2 separate regions of the Homo sapiens genome follow, and region 1 is linked to region 2. The links are chromatin loops, found by intact Hi-C in ENCODE. Cell type or tissue: Caco-2. All regions are shown on one strand. Each heading gives the region's core, and the rest is flanking DNA. Links, peaks and the distances in the headings are about the cores only.

The links. Hi-C counts contacts between places; a loop is a spot of excess contacts. Peaks named below come from ENCODE experiments on the same cell type or tissue, not always from the same donor. Only the 100,000 strongest peaks of a DNase experiment are listed, where the experiment ranks them.
Region 1: a loop joins it to region 2, with 2.7 times the contacts of the local background. A loop is called at or near these places in 2 of 110 quality-filtered maps.

The regions. Positions count from the first base shown.
Region 1 is chr10:24,233,914-24,244,167 of GRCh38, forward strand. All of the region lies in intron 2 of KIAA1217, which reads left to right. Among named protein-coding and RNA genes, the nearest start is that of KIAA1217, 30 kb to the left of the region's middle. RefSeq lists an enhancer at 3,835-4,360. In Caco-2, for the core only: no CTCF peak of the experiment used is centred there; DNase peaks (open chromatin) are centred at 4,268, 4,718, 5,148 and 6,271; H3K4me3 peaks cover 3,855 bases.
Region 2 is chr10:24,314,821-24,325,074 of GRCh38, forward strand. The region is part of intron 2 of KIAA1217; the gene reads left to right. Among named protein-coding and RNA genes, the nearest start is that of MIR603, 44 kb to the left of the region's middle. In Caco-2, for the core only: a CTCF peak has its summit at 4,841 (motif pointing left); DNase peaks (open chromatin) are centred at 3,803 and 4,801.

The sequences.
Region 1 (10,254 bases), core at 837-8,836, 81 kb before region 2:
TGTTTCACAGGTTTTTAGTTATGATCACACCTTCTCTATAAGTTATGTCTTTAACATTACCAGATGACCTCTTCATTCTGTTTAGTGTCTGTTAACTTTTTAAAAATATTATCTCTCTTGATTTACATTTGTTTGCATCTGTCAGGTATGCCTTATCATTCATTTTCAATGTTTTTGTATTAATACAGGTTGAGTATCCCTAATCTGAAAATCCAAAATGAAATGTTCCCAAATCTGAAACTTTTTGAGCACCAACATGATGCTCAAAGGTCATGCTCATGGAAGCATTTCAGATTTTGGATTTTTGGATTAGGGATGCTCAACTGGTAGCTATGTACTGCAAATATTCTAAAATCCAAAAAAAAAAAAAAATCTGAAACCTGAAACACCTCTGGTCCCAAGCATTTTGGATAACAGTTACTCAACCTGTAATGAGCGTGTTTATTAGAAACTACATACATATATATCGGCCGGGTGCGGTGGCTCATGCCTGTAATCCCAACACTTTGGGAGGCTAAGGCAGGCGGATCACCTGAGGTCAGGAGTTCGAGACCAGCCTGGCCAATATGGTGAAACCCTGTCTCTACTAAAAATGCAAAAGTTAGCTGGGTGTGGTGACGCATGCATATAGTCCCAGCTACTCAGAGCTGAGGCAGAATTGCTTGAACCCAGGAGGCAGAGGTTGCAGTGAGCCGAGATCATGCCGCTGCACTCCAGCCTGGGTGACAGAGCAAAACTGTCTCAAAAAAAAAAAAAAAAAAAAAAAGAAACTACATACAAAAAACTTGGCTTTGCTTTTTCAGCCTAATTCGTTAAGTCTGTTTTTAATGGGAAATTCCGTCCACTAGCATTTAGTGTAACAACTGATGGACTTAATTATATTCCTCCATCTTAATTTGACAGCAAGTACTGTATGTCTATTCTTCTTCTCTCTTAAATGTGGCTCATGCTATTTAAATGCGAAACAATGGCTTGAGTTTAGGTCTTGACAAGCTGTATCTGAAATGACAGTGGTTGCTCCAAGTGAAAATGACTGTTAGACAATTGGAGATAAAATAGGACTGGACCCTATGCCAGGAAACAAGACTAGACAGATACATGTTGGAGGGATCAGCTCTATTAGTCACAGTTCTTCAGAATATCAGAGCCAATAGCAGAATTCCTTTTTCTTTGGGGGACCTCAGTCTTTGCTTCTAAGGTCTTCAACTGATTAAATGAGGTCTACTCACATTATGGTGGGCCATCTGCCTTACTCCAAGTCTACTGATTTAAATGCTAATCACACCTAAAAAATACCTTTACAGCAACATCTACACTGGTGTTTGACCGAACAACTGGGCACCATAACCTGGCCAAGTTGAAACATGAAATTAACCATCCCCCTCTGCACCAACAGTTGACAGAATGTGAATGGATAATTTCTAAAAACAAGTAACAACTACAATCAAACACAGAGCCAAAGATCAAGGGTTTAGCATTAGAGAATTACCACAGTTGGGGTCCATGTTTCATTAAAGAATCCAAGCATTCTTATCTTTTGGTGATACTTGTAGTGTGGTCTTGACTTACGAAATGTATATGTGTTGTTTTCTACCTTTTTCATGTTTGACAGTTTTTCTTTAGACCAGAACTTCGGATTGCAGCTATTTCTTAAGAGTTGCTATTTCATTAGCCTTATCAACATCCTAGAGATCTGTTTGCCCTGGGGTTTTGAGGGCTAAGCCCTGAGTTGTAATGCATTAACTCTGTTCTGTGCAGTCCTTCTAGGACTAAATACAGCCTGCAGCTAAATACATACTGCTTCTCCAAGGCTGCTGCTGTGCTGATGTTTCTGTCTGAACTACCCCAGACTCCAGTACCGTCTGTTAACTCCGTATCTCGGAGGATCTGCAGAAGGTCCGCGTTGACCCTTTGCAATCCAGTATGCACTTTCAGGCTCATCTACTAAATAAATCCTTTCAGCATGGCTTCGTTTAGTTAGGCTCTTAGTATCCCAATTATGAGCAATTTTATTAAACTAGGAGTATCAGTGCCTGGTAGTTAAGTACAGGTGTTTTGGGTTTAAATCTCGGGTCAGCCTGAGTTCAAATCTCAGCTCCAACACTTAATAGCCATGTAAACTTACTGTAATTACCTAACCTCTCTAAAGCTCAATTTCTCCATTTGTAAAATGGGAATAATGATTGTTCTTACATCATACTATTGCTGTGAGGCTTAAATGAGATAAGGGTTGGTTATTTGAATGATAAAAAAATTGATATTTTGCTTGAAAGAAAGTATTCCTTTTCTACCTGACAACTTCCAATTCATATTTCTTTTCTCTTTTCTTTTCCATTCTTTTTCTTTTTCTTTTTTTCGACGGCGTTTTGCTCTTGTTGCCCAGGCTGGAGTGCAATGGGCAGTCTCGGCTCACTGGAATCTCCGCCTCCCAGATTCAAGCAATTGTCCTGCCTCAGCCTCCCAAGTAGTTGGGAATAAAGGCATGTGCCACCACACTCAGCTAATTTTTTTGTATTTAGTAGGTTTCACCATGTTGGGCAGGCTGGTCTCAAACTCCTGGCCTCAGGTGATCCACCCTACTCAGCCTCCCAAAGTGCTTGGATTATAGGCGTGAGCCACTGCGCTAGGCTCATGTTTCTTAAGAAACAAAAATTCAGGCCATAAATAGTTAAGTCTAACCTCTTTCCCCAGCTGTTTGTGTTCTTTTATCTTTGTGAGCTTTTTCAGTGAGGAGTTTTTTTTTTTGTTTTTTTTTTGAGGCATGTTCTTACTCAGTTGCCCAAGCTGGAATTCAGGGGTGCAAACATAGCTCACTGCAGCCTCAACCTTCTGGGCTCAGGCGTTCCTCTCACCTCAACCTCCCAAGTAGCTGGGACTAGAGGCACACACCAGCACGCCGGGCTAATTTTTGCACTGTTTGTAGAGACGGGGTATTGCTATGTTGCCCAAGCTGGTCTCAAACTCCTGGGCTCAAAAGATCCTGCTACCTCAGCCTCCCAAAGTGCTAGGATTACAGGCATGAGCCACTGCTCCTGGCCCGTTTTCTACCTCTGCTATAAAACAGGTTTGTTGAAGCGAATTCAAGACAGAGAGTCTTATTTGCTCTCCAAGTCAATCATAGGTACCCATGATGTTGCTAAATTTAGAAAAAATAGCTCATCTACATGCATTTATTGAGCTCTGATTTGATTAGTATGATGCTAAGGTTGCCATCAGGCAAATCACAATGTCATTAAGGCTTAGTGAGATGTTTTTCTCATTCAGGGATGGTAGGAAAAATCGTCACTGGACTGGCCACCTCTAATCAACTCTTGGCATTTCTGCCCAGCCTTCGTGTGTTGTCCTTATTGCTGGGATCCTTGTTGCCAAACACTTTCCCAGCTCTAAGTTGTTCAAGATCTCTCTGTCTTGATCATAATAATGTCAATGCTGGTTACAAATTTTTCTCTTGGGTTTACCTCTGCCTGTCCACTGAGGAAACGGTTAATGGAGTTGCTTTCCCATCTGAATTCTTTCTGGACTCTCTCCATTTGCCTTTACATTCTGACTCTTCTCGCTCTCTTTTCCAAGCCTGAATTCAATAAGCAAAAGCTGAGATACTGTAATTTCCTAAATAACCCAAAGGGAAGATCTGGCATAATTTATAACCACTCTGACTGCTGAATCAACTTGCACTTGCTCTTCTCTCTAATGGAACTTTGAAGAATAACTGTAATTGAATAGTGCCTCCACCCCATCTTCAGATTTGACTGAATCAAGCCTAGATCTGGTTATATCTGGTTTTTGTTTGTTTCATGTTGTGTTTGTGCCCCACTGAGTATAAAGCCCAAGTGTGGGCTTCATCTGGATGTATTTTCATCTCACAGAGACATTAATTGAATCTCTGACAATAGTCTTGCCTCCGAGGAGTGCTCCAACTCTGGCTGCGGTATTAAACCAAGGTAGTTCTTGGTTGCCTTCAAAGGTAACCTCCCATCTGTTGACAGTGAACTACGGCAATGCAACGCTTACAGAATCATTGGAGGAGAGGATCCAAAGCGTTTACAATTCCCTGCTATGCAAAGAGTCATTCTGAGTTTTTTTAACCTATGATTGCTCTCTGTAAATACCTGGGTGCACCCAGCAAGGTGTAGAGGTTAATGTTTGCTCTCTGACCTTTGAAGACAGATGCACTGAATATGTTGCAGTTTGCAATGGGATCCGTGGCAAGTTAACAGCAGACTGCTCCTTCAGCTACTGCTGTTTCCAAAACTCTGCAGTGTCACATCTTGCTCGCGGCTGCCTCCTCAGAAGTGCTTCTCAGCTTCCATTCAGCTCCCTGCTGAGTTCCTCTGAAGAACTTTGTACTGTGGCATATGACAGCGACCTGATAACATTATGATAAACTCCTATGGGTTTGAACTCAGTCCTATTCAAATTTTCTGGTGCCTAGTGGTCAGCAGTCTTAGACCTGGGGAGTAAGAGGTGTGTCTGCAGTGAATTTAGAGGTGAGAAGAAAGAGGGCTGGACTCAGATATTGAGTATCTTAGAGCCTACGGACCATTTCCCAAAGCCTAGAATAGATTTCAGCGTAATTCTGGTAATTTACATAAACTAGGATAGACATGCAAAATATCTGGATATGTTAGGAAGGAGTTAAAAAGTTCTCCACACCTTTTCCTACCACCTCTGCAGCCATAGAAGCCGAGGGGAAATGCACACACACACACACATACACACTCTGGCAGGGAACCTGTTTTGCAAGTTTTGCTGGTAAAAAGTTCTAGGAAGGGGGCTGGTGGAGAACAGAGTGGAAAAGAAGTATCAATTGAAGGTTTTTCAAGACCTGAGTTTTCAAGGTAACTTTATCCTGCAGAGAGAGACACGCATGGCCGCTGTAGGTTTTTCTTCCACCAATTAAGTGCATTGTTAGACAGGGAGGGGCAGATTAACGAACGCCTATAATTTTGATCATTGTTTTTTGCAAAACAGCTCAGGCTTTGAAAATGAAGCCATCGTTCCCGGCTAAGTTTCTGCCAACAGCACAAATTATACTGTGCAGAGATCCAAAGCCCCTAAGAAGGTTTCATTAATGAACAATTTCAGACGATTGTTTAAGTCTTCGCCTGACAGGTAATGTTGGCATGTCGGCAGGTGGGGTTAGGGTTTCCATGGAGATTTATGATGTCATGCTTGAAAGAGCATGTCAAGACAGCCGATTTAACAAGTAGCTACTCAAAAAGTCCTATAGGCTACAAGTAGGTTTTATGCAAATGACGAGAGTTTCACTGGGAAAAACTGCAAAAGAAAACAGCCCAGACATGGAGGGGGGTTTTACCTGACAGCTCCGAAGGAAGACCCTGGAGTCCGTTCCAGACAAAAACTTCCAGAAGAATTAGATTTTCTGCTTTAACTGCCGCCTCACCTGTGGAGCTCTGGGTACAGGTAAATATGCGGGGTTTTTTTCTTCCAAGTTTTTGCCAAAAATTATTTGGAAACATTTCGCTCTGTTTCTCGGCATTGTTCTCTTGGCAGGAAGAAGTGAATCAATAAGCCCAGCTTTCCCATAGCAATGTTCGTGCTAAAGGGCTGTTTTTAAGGGCTTTTTTTTTTTTTTTTATTGAATGAACTGAGATTTTTGAATAGAGCTGAAAACAAGCGATGCATTGTGCGTTCTGCTGATTGTGCCCGGTGAATACTGCTATAAAAGTGCCACAGATAAGGGTTAGATGGACAATCTGAAAATTGAGATGCTCCATGTATTTCTTATTTATTCCCAGATGTGTGTGTGTGTGTGTGTGTGTTTGTGTGTGTGTGTGTGTGTGTTCTTTTACTCTTACGACAAACCTGAAATTGAGACTATGGGTAGTTTTGTATTTTCACATTGTAAAAATGCCAAAAATAAAATCCATGGAATGTTGCAGAAATAATCTTTGAATCAGGTTTATGAACATTGCACTTTTTTAAAAGTATGTATCTGATGCTTTTCTCACCGAGGCATTTTTCCCAGACTAGAAAAAAACAGTCCTGATAGAGACATCCAGTTTTTGAGCTTTTAGGGAAGCAGGATTTCTAAATTCCAAGAAGATAGATAAAGACTTCTTGGAGGAAGGTGGGGTGTGGGTGATAAAGGTAGTTTTTAAAGCATGGTTTAAAAGAAAATACTGGTCACTTGGGAGTATGAGGGTTTTTTTTGTTTGCTTCGGCTGCCAGTGAGGATAAGTAAACAGTCTTGCCAGCCATTTGGATGTGATAGCAATCACTGGATGCGGCTGTGGATCTGTGAGTTAGCTGAAAGGGGTTAGTTCAGAGGCATCAGTTGCCCTGTGAGTAGTTAGTTCCACCAAGCTTAAAAAGAACACAAAGAAAGCCTATTGTTTCTTCCACACAGTGCATGGCAGCGTGTGAGGTTAAAGCGGAGTTCAGAATCATCGAAAGATACCTGTGAAATGGGAATTTGGACTTTTGAAACTAAAACTACTTAGGAATAAGTGGATAGGCTTTCAAAATGTTTTAAGAACTGCCTCATGTGTGAGAATGAGACCTCCTGAAATTTTGCAGTTAGATAATGTGGATTAATGCCAGAACTCACATTCATATTAAATTGTTACCACAGTTATTGCAAAACAGTGAGTGACAAAGAACTGTGCCTCCAACATCGGAAGTTCTGGGCGTTGAGTTCTGGCTTCACCACTTAGTGGCTGTATAACTAGAGGAAAGTAAATTCATGTCCTTAGGCCTCAGTCATCATGTCCATAAAATGGGATGCCAGTAGCTAGCTGTGTTGTGAGGATTAAATAACAAAACAGACGTAGCACAGTTCTAAGCATTCATGTTCCAAATGTTAATGATTGTTTTTATTGACTGCTGAAATGGCATTGGATATTTAGAAAGTGTTTTTATATTCTTTACTTCCTCTTATCATTACAAGTAATGACTAGCAGTCAAGTAAGGCTAGTAGTCTTTTTTTTTTTAAAAAAAAAAGACAGGGTCTCACTCTGCCACCTAGGCTGAAGTGCAGTGGCGCGATCTTGGCTCACTGCAACCTCTGCCTCCCGGCTAAAGCAATCCTCCCACCTCAGCCTCCTGACTACTGGTGCATGCCACTGTGCCAGGCTAATTTTTTGTATTTTTGGTAGAGATGGGGTTTCACCATGATGCCCAGGCTGGTCTCAAACTCCTGGGCTCAAGTGATCTACCCACCTTGGCCTCCCGAAATGCTGGGATTACAGGCTTGAGCCACTGCACCCGGCCTTGGCTAGCAGTCTATTTCCACTTTACAGATGCAGAAACTGTGGCTCAGAGAGTTACTGGGAAATACGACATAATAAACTATCCTATACTGCCTGCACTTTTTCTCATTTTAGGAGGCATAGAAAAAAAATGAATGTGTTATTGAAATAACTCCCAGCAGCAGCAATGATTCTGTAAAGTAATTAAAATACAAAATGTTAAGTATGCCAAAGGAGCCAGGGTATTTATATTTTTATATTAATTATGCTTTTGCCACTTTTTTCTAGACAGGCTACAGAAGTGATATTAATTTACTTTTTACTGGTACCTACTGATAGGAGCTCCAGTACTGCACAGACTTAAAATTTTAAATTCTACCTGCCTGAAATTTTTCTTGGCCATACAAGTAGAGTCGGATTTTAATGTTACAGGTATTTTCGGAGTGAGAACCCAAGTCACCAAGGGGCTGTGGTTGCTACAGGGTGCAGAAGGAGCCTAGGAGTCGAATATACTGTCCTTTATTCCTTCTGTATTCTAGACGTTGGCACTTCCTCCCTTGCCTCTATCCCAGACAGAAACACAGCCCATAATTATATCCTACATCCATTGTATGTAAGAGACAAATATGTTTTTCATTGTGCTATTTTTAGCCACAGTGTTTCTAGCTGGGGAAAACACTCTCTTCATTCCAGGGTTTTCTTAACAATTTTTCCAGTTTTTCCATGTCAGACTATTCAGAATTATTCAGGTTCCACACTCCTGGGAGAAGGCTCTTAATGAAGTATTGAGTAGGCTCATCGAGGGGGATTCTAGAGGGATTTTGGCATCTGAGCTGCTGAGCCTGAACTCATTCTATGACAGATGATGTCTGTGGTCCCATGAATTAGGCTGCATTGAGGACTCTCATTCCCAGCACTGTTTGGGGGCACTGGGAAAAGGTTGAGTTACCTTATCCCAAGGGTAGATCTATAAGGAGAAAAGCAAATATTTATTTATTTGTTTTAAATTTCTGCTTTTATTTTTAGATATAGGAGGTACATGTATAGGATTGTTGCATGGGTATACTGGATCCAGATAATGAGCATAGTACCCAATAGGTAGTTTTTTAACCCACATCCCACCTCCATCCCCACTCTAGTAGTCCCCAGTGTATTTTGTTCCCATGTTTACATCCATGTGTGCTCCATGTTTAGCCCCCACTTGTAAGTGAGAACATGTGGTATTGGGTTTTCTATTTCTGCATTAATTTGCTAGGAAAATGGTATTCAGCTCCATCCATGTTGCTGCCAAAGAAATGATTTCATTCTTTTTTATGGCTTTATAGAATTCCATGGTGAACATGTACCACATTTTCTTTATCCAGTCCACCATTGACGGACACCTAGGTTGATTCCATGTCTTTGTGGATAGCACGGTGATGAACATAGAAGTGCATGTGTCTTCTCGGTATAATGATCTATATTCCCTTGGGTATATACCCAATAATGGCATTACTGAGTCAAATGGTAGTTCTGTTTTAAGCTCTTTGAGAAATCTCCACACTGCCTTCCACGGTGGCTGAACTAATTTCACTCCCACCAGCAATGTATAAGCACTCCCTTTCCTCCACAGCCTCACCAGCATGTTATTTTTTGACTTTTTAATAACAACCATTCTGACCGGTGTGAGATGGTATCTCATTGTGGTTTTGATTTGCATATCTCTGATGATTAGTGACGTGGAGCATTTTTTCATATGTTTGTTGGCTTCTTGTATGTCTTCTTTTCAGAATTGTCTGTTTATGTCTTTTGTCCACTTTTTAATGGGGTTGTTTTTTGCTTGTTGATTTAAGTTCTTTACATATTCTGGACATTAGACCTTTGTTGGATGCATTCTTTGTGAATATTTTCTCCCATTCTGTAGGTTGTTTGCTCTGTTGATGGTTTCTTTTGGTGTACAGAAGCTCTTCAGTTTAATTAGGTCCCACTTGACAATTTTTTTATTGTTGCAATTGAAAGCAAATATTTATTTCATTCAAAGTTTTAGTTTCAAATATGAATCACAAAGCTGCAATTTTAGGGTAGAAAAGAGTTTTGAACTCAAACATGGTGCCAAAACTCCAAATAGGTTTTGAGTCACTGATGAAATGTTTCTTAAATTTTATTTTATTTTCTTTTAGATTCAGGGGGTACATGTGCATGTTTGTTTCATGGGTACATTGCCTACTGGTGGGGACTGGGCTTCTAGTGCACCCATTATTCAACTAGTGAACATCATAACCCATAGGTAATTTTTCAACCCTCACCCCCTTCCCACCCTCCCTCCTTTTGCAGTCCCCAGGGTCCATTATTTCCATCTTTATGTTCATATATACCAATTGTTTAACTCCCGCTTAATAAGTGAGAATATGCAGTATTTGTTTTTTTTGTTTCTGAGCTAGTTCACTTAGGATAATGGCCTCCAGCTCCAACCATGTTACTACAAAAGACGTGTTTCATTCTTTTTTATGGCTGTGTAGAATATTCACATATATACAGGAATATATATATATATATACACATCTATGAATGTGTAGAATATTCATATGTATGAATACATACGAATGAATATATATGTGTGTTTGTGTGTATATATAGGACTATATATACACATCTATGAATGTATACAATATTCATATATATGAATATATAAGAATGAATATATATGAGTTTGTGTATGTATATATACATATAGATCCTGTTTTAGAAGCCCAGTGAAGCTTTTTATTACACTTAATTGTCGTAGCGTTCAGAGATTATCTTTGATCAATAAGTAGCGATCGCATTGAGCAGAGCACTTTACACCTAGTGGGTTTTAGCAAAGGCTTGTAAATCAGATGGGCTGCGTGCAGTGACTGAAGAAGTCTCCTGCCTGGATTCGGATCCTGCCTTCATTACTTGCTCGTAGCACAGGCTTTCCACTGAAGAGCATATGAAGTTTTGTTCATATTCCAAATAAAATAGAGCATCTGAATTTCCAATGCCTCTTGATAAAGGAATTAGTGGTCTTTAAGTATTACATTAT
Region 2 (10,254 bases), core at 840-8,839:
GTAGTCCCAGCTACTCAGGAGGCTGAGGCAGGAGAATGGCGTGAACCCAGGAGGCAGAGCTTGCAGTGAACTGAGATAGCGCCGCTGCACTCCAGCCTGGGCGACAGAGCGAGACTGTCTCGAAAAAAAAATAATAATAATAAAATAATAAAATAAACCCATTGTTCATCTAAGAACCTACCCATGTCTTTCGGGAGGCTTTCCATCTTATCTTGTCTTGGTTCAGACAGTCTTCCATGGGACCCACTGATACCCTGGAGCATCTCTGGAAGGTTGAAGCGGAGGACAGAGGAGGCATGGAAAAGGTGTGCAGTAATACATAGGAAGCTTCCAAAGAGAAGTGGGTGCAAGACAGCACAGAAACATGTTCAGTTGCCTCAGCTGCTGATGTTCAAAATACCTGCAGAAAATCAACGCTGCTACACCCAAAAGAAAAGGAAGATGGAACTGGGGGCCTAGAGTGAATTTTTTCAAAGGTAAAAAGGAGCCCAAATTTCACAGAATGATCTCCCGCTTCAGAAAGGGAAACCCTCTAAGTACACTATACACTTCCCTGCCTGTTTTCTGGAGAGTGATACCGAGTGTTGGCACTGTCTGCAAGGAAGGAAGTAGGACTTTGACTAATTGCACAAACAGCAATTTTGTGTTTTTGAAGTGCGAGGACTCAGTCCTGTGTCCACGAAGCCTCCTTCAGGAGGTTACTTCTTGACATAGCCCATCAACCGGACCTCCCGTTGCTAGGTTCTGAGCCTTAGGGTGCTTTCAAATGCAATATCTAGGCCAGGAGTGGTGGCCCACACCTGTAATCCCAGCACTTTGGGAGGCTGAGGCAAGAGGATGGCTTGAGGCAGGAGGATCGAAGTCAAGGCTGCCGCGAGCTGTGATCGTGCCACTGCATGCTAGCCTAGGCAACAGAGCAAGACCTTGTTTCAAAACAAAACAAGAAAAAAAAAATATGTGCAGAATCCACTAATGGAAGTCATCATAAATTTGTTGCCAGAATGGGAATGTATCAGTTTATACTTCCTACATTTTGTTTTTTGTGATGACTTTAACTTTGGATCATTTTATCAGTGACTGGATGAAAGTTTATCTTTATTTTATCTAATGGGGGGGGGGAATCCAAGGAGCTTTTTAAAGACAGCCAGTATAATTGATTATAAAGGGTAGTTCCCTGCTAAGCTGAAAATGCTGTCTTCGAACACTTTAGGCATCTGTTTCTACCTAAGAGATGCATTGTGGAGCCCAGTCTATAGCACCTGCCACTGGTCTTCAATGTGTTCAGTATGTATCCTGATAATATATGAAACATCAGGGTCCGCTCACCTGCTTCAGGTGCTGTGTGTACTCCAACAGGTATTCTACAATCCGAGCTGTTCATCAGTTGTTAAATTACTGTGATTTGAGTCCCTTCAAAGTGAGATCCATTGGCAGCAGGAACTGTTATATAGTATTATGTGTGTGTTTAAGGGCAGAGGGATGGTGTTATCTAACTGTCCTGTCCCAGTTTGCAGGCATGGAAGGAGTTCCTAGGATGTGTGACTTTCAATTTTAAAACTGAGAAAGGCCTGGACAAACCAGGATGAGTTGTCAACCTGCATGGGGGCAATGGATTTGGCCATGAACTTCATCATTTCAAAGTATTAAGTTGTTGGCATTCTGAATGCCCCTGAACCTATTTTGCATCGTAGAGTGGACTTGTTCCCCAGTGACCCATGTCCACCCCTAGTGGACTCGATCAACTCCTGACACACCCCTACTAGGAACACGAAAATGGTTGTAGAATGTGTTTCATTGTCCTCATCCACAGATACAGACACTTTGGTGACTCTGTGTTCTATCTGAATGGGGGCTGAGACTACAGGATACCCCATCCCATTTCTGTCCTCTGTCCTTCATCCAAGGTGTCACCATTTGTATCTATCAGGAAGGAGGCTTTGCAGCTAAAATTTAAAATAATAAGAAGAATATATTTCCGAGCCAGAGATTAGATGCCTACATATCTCTTTTGGCCTCAGCATTCTGTGGTCTTCTATGGAGAAAGGCTAATTTTCTGAAGGCTTTGAATGGAATGAAAACTGCCTGTTCAAATGGTTCTGAGGATACTGAGAGACGCTCAGTGTGTGGTCTTTTTATTTTTAGTAATAGTGTTGGAAAAAATCAGGTTATGTTTACGCTGAGTGTGTGGGGGGCGCTGGTGAGATTGTGTAGTCTAGAAAAGGCTAGAATTATAAATTATTATAAACGTTGGCCATGTGGGGAAATTCTTATACCAAAAATACTGCAATGTATGTCAGCCTATAGATTTTCATGTAGTTTCTTGTCCAAAACTGTATATGAGAGCAGAAATGATTGATTATGTTATGTTCAATGTATACCTAATATCTAGTGCTGATACATAAATAAACCCATCATTTGTGACAAGGGTCTTTTGTCCGCATTTAATTTTATTTTGTTACTTTTTATTTATTTATTTATTTTTCAGCCAGGGTCCTGCTATGTCGCCCAGGCTGGTCTCAAATTTCCGGACTCAAGCGATTCCCCCACCTCAGCCTCCTGAGTAGCTGGGACTGGAGGTGTGCACCACCACACCCAGCTTAATTTTATTTTTATGGCCAAATATGACACAGGTGAAAGCCATTACCCAGACCTTCAAAGGAGTGTCACGATGGGGTTGGCAATGAGGACAAGGGGTGATGAGGAAAATACATTGCTGGAAATCAAGTTGATAATAGGTTTGGTGGAAGATCTAAGAAATGTAGTGTGGAACCTCTGAGGTAGGGAAACTGGGAATTCTTTTCTTTAGAATATACATGTATATTGGCATGTATGTAGAATATGCATGTCTGGAACTCCAGAATACAATCTGGGCTGCAGCCATCAGTGTACAGGTTAAAGGTTCTTAGGCTTTCTCTGTTCACGGCATTCCTGTAGACTAAAAGAAACAGCTAACAGCTCCGTTTATTAAGTAGTAAAGCCCAAACAACTTAGTAATTATTTATGACCTAACAATTTAGTGGCCAATTGAAAATACAATCACATCAATTCAAAAGAAAAGATGTATTTTTTCATTTTTAGGTGATGGCTGGTTTTATGCATCAACGTGCGTAGGGCATGGGGCCTAGATATTTGGTCAAACCCCTGACTGGGTATTGCTGTGAAGGTTTGTTTTTTAGATGAGATTAACATTTAAATAGGTAAGTTTTCTGGGTGCAGTGGCTCATGCCTGCAATCCCAGCACTTTGGGAAGCGGAGGCAGGAAGATCACTTGAGGCTAGGAGTTTGAGACCACCCTGGGCAATATAGCAGAACCTGTCTCTAAATAATTAGATAGATAATTAGATAGAGATAGATTAGATTAGAGAGGTAGGTAGGTAGGTAGATGATAGATAGATGGATAGATAGATAGATGGATAGATGGATGTATAGATAGATGAATAGGTAGGTAGATAGATAGATAGACAGATAGACAGACAGACAGACTGATTGAGTAAAGCAGATTATCTTCTATACTGTGGAAGGCCTCATTCAATAAGTTGAAGGCCACAAGAGAAAACAGACTGAAACAGGCTGAGGTTTCCTTGAGGAGGAGGGAATTCTGCCTCTAGACTGTCCTTGAACTTGAGCTGCAGCATCAACTCTACCTTAGGTCTCCATCCTGCTGACCTTCCCAGCAGATTGTGGATTTGCCATCCCCCACAATCATGTTAGTCAGTTCCTTAAAATCATCACTCTCTCTCTTTCTGGTTTTCTCTTGAATACACACGTATACGCACACCTCCCCCTCTCTTATCTGGAGAACTCCGCCTTCTACAATTACCAGTGGGATGTGTGCACCTGTTGGGCACCGCACAACTCCCCTGACCTTGGAATCAGATTGGACAACATTTCCTATTCCGCTTTGATTTTTCTGCAGTACTGGCATTTTAATCCCAGCAACCTCTGAAAACCTCATGTTGCAAAAATGACATCAACAAGAAGAATGCTTATGATCTAATGTTGAAACTGTGAACTACCTGAAGTGAATCATTAGCCCAGTGTGTAACAAGTATTGCTGTGTTTCCCTCAAAAAGTTAAAATATCCCTCAGTGCCTCTGTGAGTTCGCTGTGGCATCCCATCCAGGACACCTGGGTGCACGGTTTGGGAGCTGCAGGTAGAGTGGCAGCAGTAGTCATGGGAGTGGATGAGTTCAGGTGGAGGGCACAGGAGGTGGAGACAGCAGAGAAGAGCTTCACAGAGAACATCTAGGAGGGACAGCTGAAGAAGCGCTTTGGGGCCGGGCGTGGTGGCTCACGCCTGTAATCCCAACACTTTGGGAGGCCGAGGCGGGCAGATCACCTGAGGTCAGGAGTTCGAGACCAGTGTGGCCAACATGGCGAAACACCGTCTCTACTAAAAATACAAAAATTAGCTAGGTGTGGTGGTGCATGTCTAATCCCAGCTACTCAGGAGGCTGAGGCATGAGAATCCCTTGAACCCAGGAGGCAGAGGTTGCAGTGAGCTGAAATCATGCCACTACACTCCAGCCTGGGTGACAGAGCGAGACGTTGTCTCAAAAAAAAAAAAAAAAAAAAAAAAAAAAAAGGCAGGGGATGGCTTTGGAAAGGAGATTCTAAAGGGAGACTAGAGACACAGGGAAAAATTGATGTACTGTCTGTGAACAGCAAGGAAAATATGATTACACCTAAGAGATGAAATTGGCATAGGCGAGAAGTCAGAAAAATAATCTATACAGCTTGCATGGTTGGGGAGTTAGGAGAGGCCAAGGCCACGTGCACGTAGAGCAAGAGGTAGAAGAGGCCCGGGGGCTAGAGCGCACCCTGGTGGATAGTGTGAGAATTTCACACTGGCTCAAGCCTTGAAGACCACCCCAGGGGTGCGCCTTAGCAACGCACTTATGCAAGACCCCAACAACTGGCCCTTGAAAGGAGCTTTTCACTGGTGGGGTGTGGCCCTGCTTGTATTCAGAACCATAGTTTTAACAAGCCAGCATTAAATCCACAAGTCTTTGCCAAAGCACTTTAAGCCTCTTGACATTTATTGGAATTAATTTACCTGCAAGGAAGTTCATATATCTAGCTTTGTTAACCCTACATTCGGGAAAATGTTTCCATGAGATAACTAAAACCCGCATGAATGATACAATACTGTGACAAAACCCAAAGGTGGCATAATTAGCATATAAAACTCCCAAATTTTTTTTGCAATTACCATCGTCTAGTAACTGGTTGTTTCATTAGGTAAAAGTGGATGGAATCAGTGGAATTATATGTATGATATGAAATGCTCTTTGGCATCTATTAAATTTTTATTTTGAAGAAAAAATAAAGGACAAGGAAAGCATCCTATTCCAAGACTCCAAGGAGATTATATTTTTAATTCCACACCACAGAAAATGCAAACAAATTTCTAATTACACTTCATGCATGGAGATCTGTAGAGGAAAAATAAATTGGTACCCATCCACCCAAAAGCCACAAATCAGACATAGAATGGCTAATCACAAATATAACTTGTGTGCCTGATGCTGATTACTTTCTCCGCAGTCTGTTGTGAACAATTAAGAATTTAGATCTTGGGCTGGGAGTGCTGTTTTTAAAGTGTGACTCAAAAGCATAAAGTTCATTTAAATTTCTCCTAATCCTGGTTTGCAATTTCTATTCCTTTTTGGTTAGAGTATTATTTATCTTCAGGAGGCCCCTATTATACTATAAATATTGCCTTGGGGCAGTGTTCATAGCACCACAGCACCTATCTATCCATTTATCAGAATAATCAGCACTTCCTGTTGGCTGAGAAAACACTGTCATTTTTACTGTTTAAAAACAGAACAGCTTTCAGTAGCAATTGCCATTAATTGATTTCATGGCAGGAAGACGGAAAATTCTCCATTTTTTCATTCTCATAAGTCACCTAAGAACATCTTAAAAGCTACAGAGAGGCCGGGCTCAGTGGCTCATACTTGTAATCCCAGCACTTTGGGAGGCTGAGGCGGGCGGATCACGAGGTCGGGAGATCGAGACCATCCTGGCTAACACAGTGAAACCCTGTCTCTACTAAAAATACAAAACCAAAATTAGCCGGGTGTGGTGGCAGGTGCCTGTAGTCCCAGCTACTTGGGAAGCTGAGGCAGGAGAATGGCGTGAACCCAGGAGGTGGAGCTTGCAGTGAGCTGAGATCACACCACTGCACTCCAGCCTGGGCAACAGAGCGAGACTCCATCTCAAAAAAAAAACAAAAAAAATGCTACAGAGAAAGGGGACAGCTGCCATGGAAAACAGTGGGGCGGTTCCTCAGAAAAAAATAAAAATAGAATTATCATATAACCCTGCAATTTCACTTCTCTGTACCCAAAATAATTGAAAGCAGGAACTTGAGATATTTGTACATCCACGTTCATAGCAGCATTATTCACAATTGCCAAGGGATAGGCTCGGCACAGTGGCTTATGCCTGTAATCCCAGCACTATGAGAGGCTAAGGTGGGCATAATGGATCACGTGAGGTCAAGAGTTCGAGACCAGCCTGACCAACATACCAAAACCCCATCTCTACTAAAAATACAAAACTTAACTGGGCGTAGTGGTGCATGCCTGTAATCCCAGCTACTCAGGAGGCGGGAGAATTGCTTGAACCCAGGAGGCAGAGGTTGCAGTGAGCCAAGATCGCGCCACTGCACTCCAGCCTGGGTAACAGAGAGCAAGGCTTCATCTCAAAGGAAAAAAAAGGAGCCAAAGGATGGACACAACCCAGGAAGAATGGATAAAATGTGAAGGAAATTCTGACACATGCTACAAAATGGATGAACCTTGAGGACATTATGCTCAGTGAACTAAGCCAGTCACCAAAAAGACAAATAGTATAGGATTCCACTTGTATGAAGTACTTAGGGTAGTCGAATTCAGAGACAGAAAGTAGAATGGTGATTGCCAGGGGCTGGGAGAGGGGAGATGGGGATTTACTGTTCAATGGGTGTGCAGTTTCAGTTTTGCAAGGTGAAAAGTGTTCTGGAGATGGGTGGTGGTGATGATCACATAACAACATGAAAATACTTAGTGCCACTGAACCGGACGCTCAAAAATGGCTAGGTTGGTACATTTTGTGGTGTATTTTACTGACATTTTATTTTATTTTATTTTATTTTTTGAGACAGGGTCTCGCTCTGTCACCCAGGCTGGAGTGCGGTGGCCCGATCTCGGCTCACTGCAATCTCCACCTCCCAGGTTCACGCGATTCTCCCACCTCAGCCTCCTGAGTAGCTGGGATCACAGGTGCATGCTATCACACCTGACTAATTATTATTATTATCATTTGGCAGAGATGGTGTTTTACCATGTTGGCCAGGCTGGTCTTGAATTCCTGACCTCTAGTGATCCACCCGCCTCAGCCTCCCAAAGTGCTGGGATTACAGGTGTGAGCCACCATGTCTGGCCTGAAATTTATTTTTAAAAAAGCAAATCTACAGAGGAGTGGGCTCCACCATAGAAATTCAGTTCCAGTTAGTCAGCAGTAGCGGCCTGGGCAGCAGCAATTCTGGTCTAAGGTGCGGGGTAATCTCTGAAGTAGTTAAACACAAGTGGTGTAACCAATGTGTCAGGATGGGAGAACTGGGCACTGGGAAAGAGAAAGACTAGTGTTGGGAGGAGCAGGGAAGCACCAGCAAGGAAAAAGACCCTGTACATGAACTTGGCTAAGGAATTGTTTCAGTGATAGAAATACCAGACACTGTAAATGGTTGTGCACATGGGCCAGAGAGGTCTTTAAATTACATTTGAAACATATACACCTACTGTGTACCCATAAAAATTAAAAACTATTTTAAAAAATAAATTCCATTTGAGCCACTCCTTCAAACCACCCAGAGTGGGTAGACGTCTTTCGTGCCTCTAAGAAGCCCCATCTCTATTCTGCGTCTCACCTTGCAGGGCTGCTCATCTGAATCCTGAAGATGGTGGACACCCATCTGCTAGGACTGAAATGAATAGGACAGAGGGAGGTGCAGAGTGAATGGACCATACTACCTGTCATCTTGGCAACGTGTGATTGAATAAAACAACTTCTTTAGAAGTTTGATAGAGTGATTTGATAATGTAATTTACAAGTGATCATTTCTTTTTATTTTCATTTTCAGTTGTTTTTTATAGACAAAGTCTCACTCTACTGGCTACCGGCTAGGCTAGAGTGCAGTGCCACACTCGTAGCTCACTACAGCCTCAAGTTCCTGGGCTCAGCAATCTTCCCACTTCAGCCTCCTGAGTAGCTGGGACTATAGGCATGAACCACCATGCCCAGCTAATTAAAAAAAAAAAATGTTTTTGTAGAGATGAGTCTTGCTATGTTGCCCAGAATGGTCTTGAACTCCCGACCTCAAGTGATTCTGTCACCTCAACCTCTCAGTCTTCTTTTTATTTGTGTACCTGGCTTCAGCCCTTTTGTTTCTTCAAGGGCCTGGACTTGTTACTCCTGGCCCAGGAGTATGTTGTTAAACACTGGATTAATGGTGTGACCTATGCATCTATTTAATTTATACGTATGTACAGAGAGATTTTTGCGTGCCGTCAGTGGCTAACCAAATCAGGCAAACCACAGTTCATTTGAGTAAGTCCTCCCATGCCATGAGGCATCCCTGAAAGGGATCCATTCTCCTTTTCCAGAGAATTTTCTAGGATCAGTAGCAAGGCCTGGTGTCCCTACTCATGCTCTTTATTGAATACAATTCATTTTGAGTGACCTTTACTTCTCAGTAATAGTTCTTTATTTGTGAAGCGCAGTTTGCAAACAGCCTAATCGGCTTCTGGCTTCTGGTTACTAGTATTCCACCTGCTTTGTAATGCCATTGTAAAAACCAGCTGGGTAGGAAGGAAGAAGATATTGATTGAATGTTTTTCACTGGAAGAAAAATTTGTGTAGCAATGAGACTGCCCTAGATTCAAATGGAATTTGAAGACAATGCCCATGTTTTCTCTTCGTGTGTGTGTGTGTGTGTGTGTGTGTGTGTGTGTGTGTGTGTGTTTGACTAACTTAGGGTGGTTTTTTTTCGTATTTCTTCTTAGTACCTGAGAGTTAATGTATCCTAGTTAATTAATGATAGTATGTTTCTAAAAATCAAAGGAAGAATAATAAGTATAATAAAATGTTATAAAGTTAAGCATAAGATCTTAGGCTAAGGAACCACTGTAAATACACCTGTAATCCCAGCAATTTGGGAGGCCAAGGTGGGAGGATTGCTTGAGGTCATGAGTTTGAGACCAGCCTGGGCAGTATAGCGAGACCTCATCTCTACAAAAAAAAATTTAAATTAGCTAAACATGGTAACATGTGCCTGTAGTCCCAGCTACCACGGAGGCTGAGACAGGAGGATTGCTTGAGCCCAGGAGGTAAAGGCTGCATTAAGCCGTGATCACACCACTGCACTCCAGCCTGGACAACAGAGTGAGACCCTGTCTCAAAAAACAACAGCAACAGGCCGGGCACTGTGGCTCACGCCTGTAATCCCAGCACTTCGGGAGGCCAAGGTGGGTGGATCGCTTGAGGTCAGGAGTTTAAGACCAGCCTGTCCAACATGGTGAAACCCTGACTCCACTAAAAATACAAAAATTAGCCAGGCATGGTGGCATGCTCCTGTAATCCTAGCTACTGAGGAGGCTAAGGCAGGAGAATTGCTTGAACCCAGGAGGCAGAGGTTGCAGTGAGCCAAGATCCTGTCACTGCGCTCCATCCTGGGCAACAGAGCAAGACTTCATATCAAAACAAACAAACAAACAAACATACAAAACAAAACCCACAGCAACAAAGAAACTATGGATAAATTGACCCAGGGTGAGAGTATTAGTAAGGACTCTTGGATTTTTCCCCCTAGACTATGGCTCATTAGTTATTTTATAGTCCTGCTTTTTCAGGGATCTTTGTATTATATCTTAGACCCTGTTTTGTTTTGTTTAAAAATGTGATGTTAATACTTGTCTGTGGGCTGGTCTTGTCAAGTCTTGCAAACTTGTACTGCTGTTGTGCTGATTTCTTGGATAGGAGCCCGAGGTTATCATGTTTCCCTAACAATGCTCAATCTTGCCCCTATTCAGCGACTGACTGTTTAGAAAAGCCTGGCCTTCTTGGGTTGCCCATGAACTTGACCCCTTAGATACTGGCAGTGAAGAGCTTGAGTTAAAAAAGGAGTTGAAAAAAAGTGTAAGCAGGTGACTCTCAAAGTGCCGGTCAGTTGCCACCTTCTCTACTTGAAATAATCCTAGAAACTCT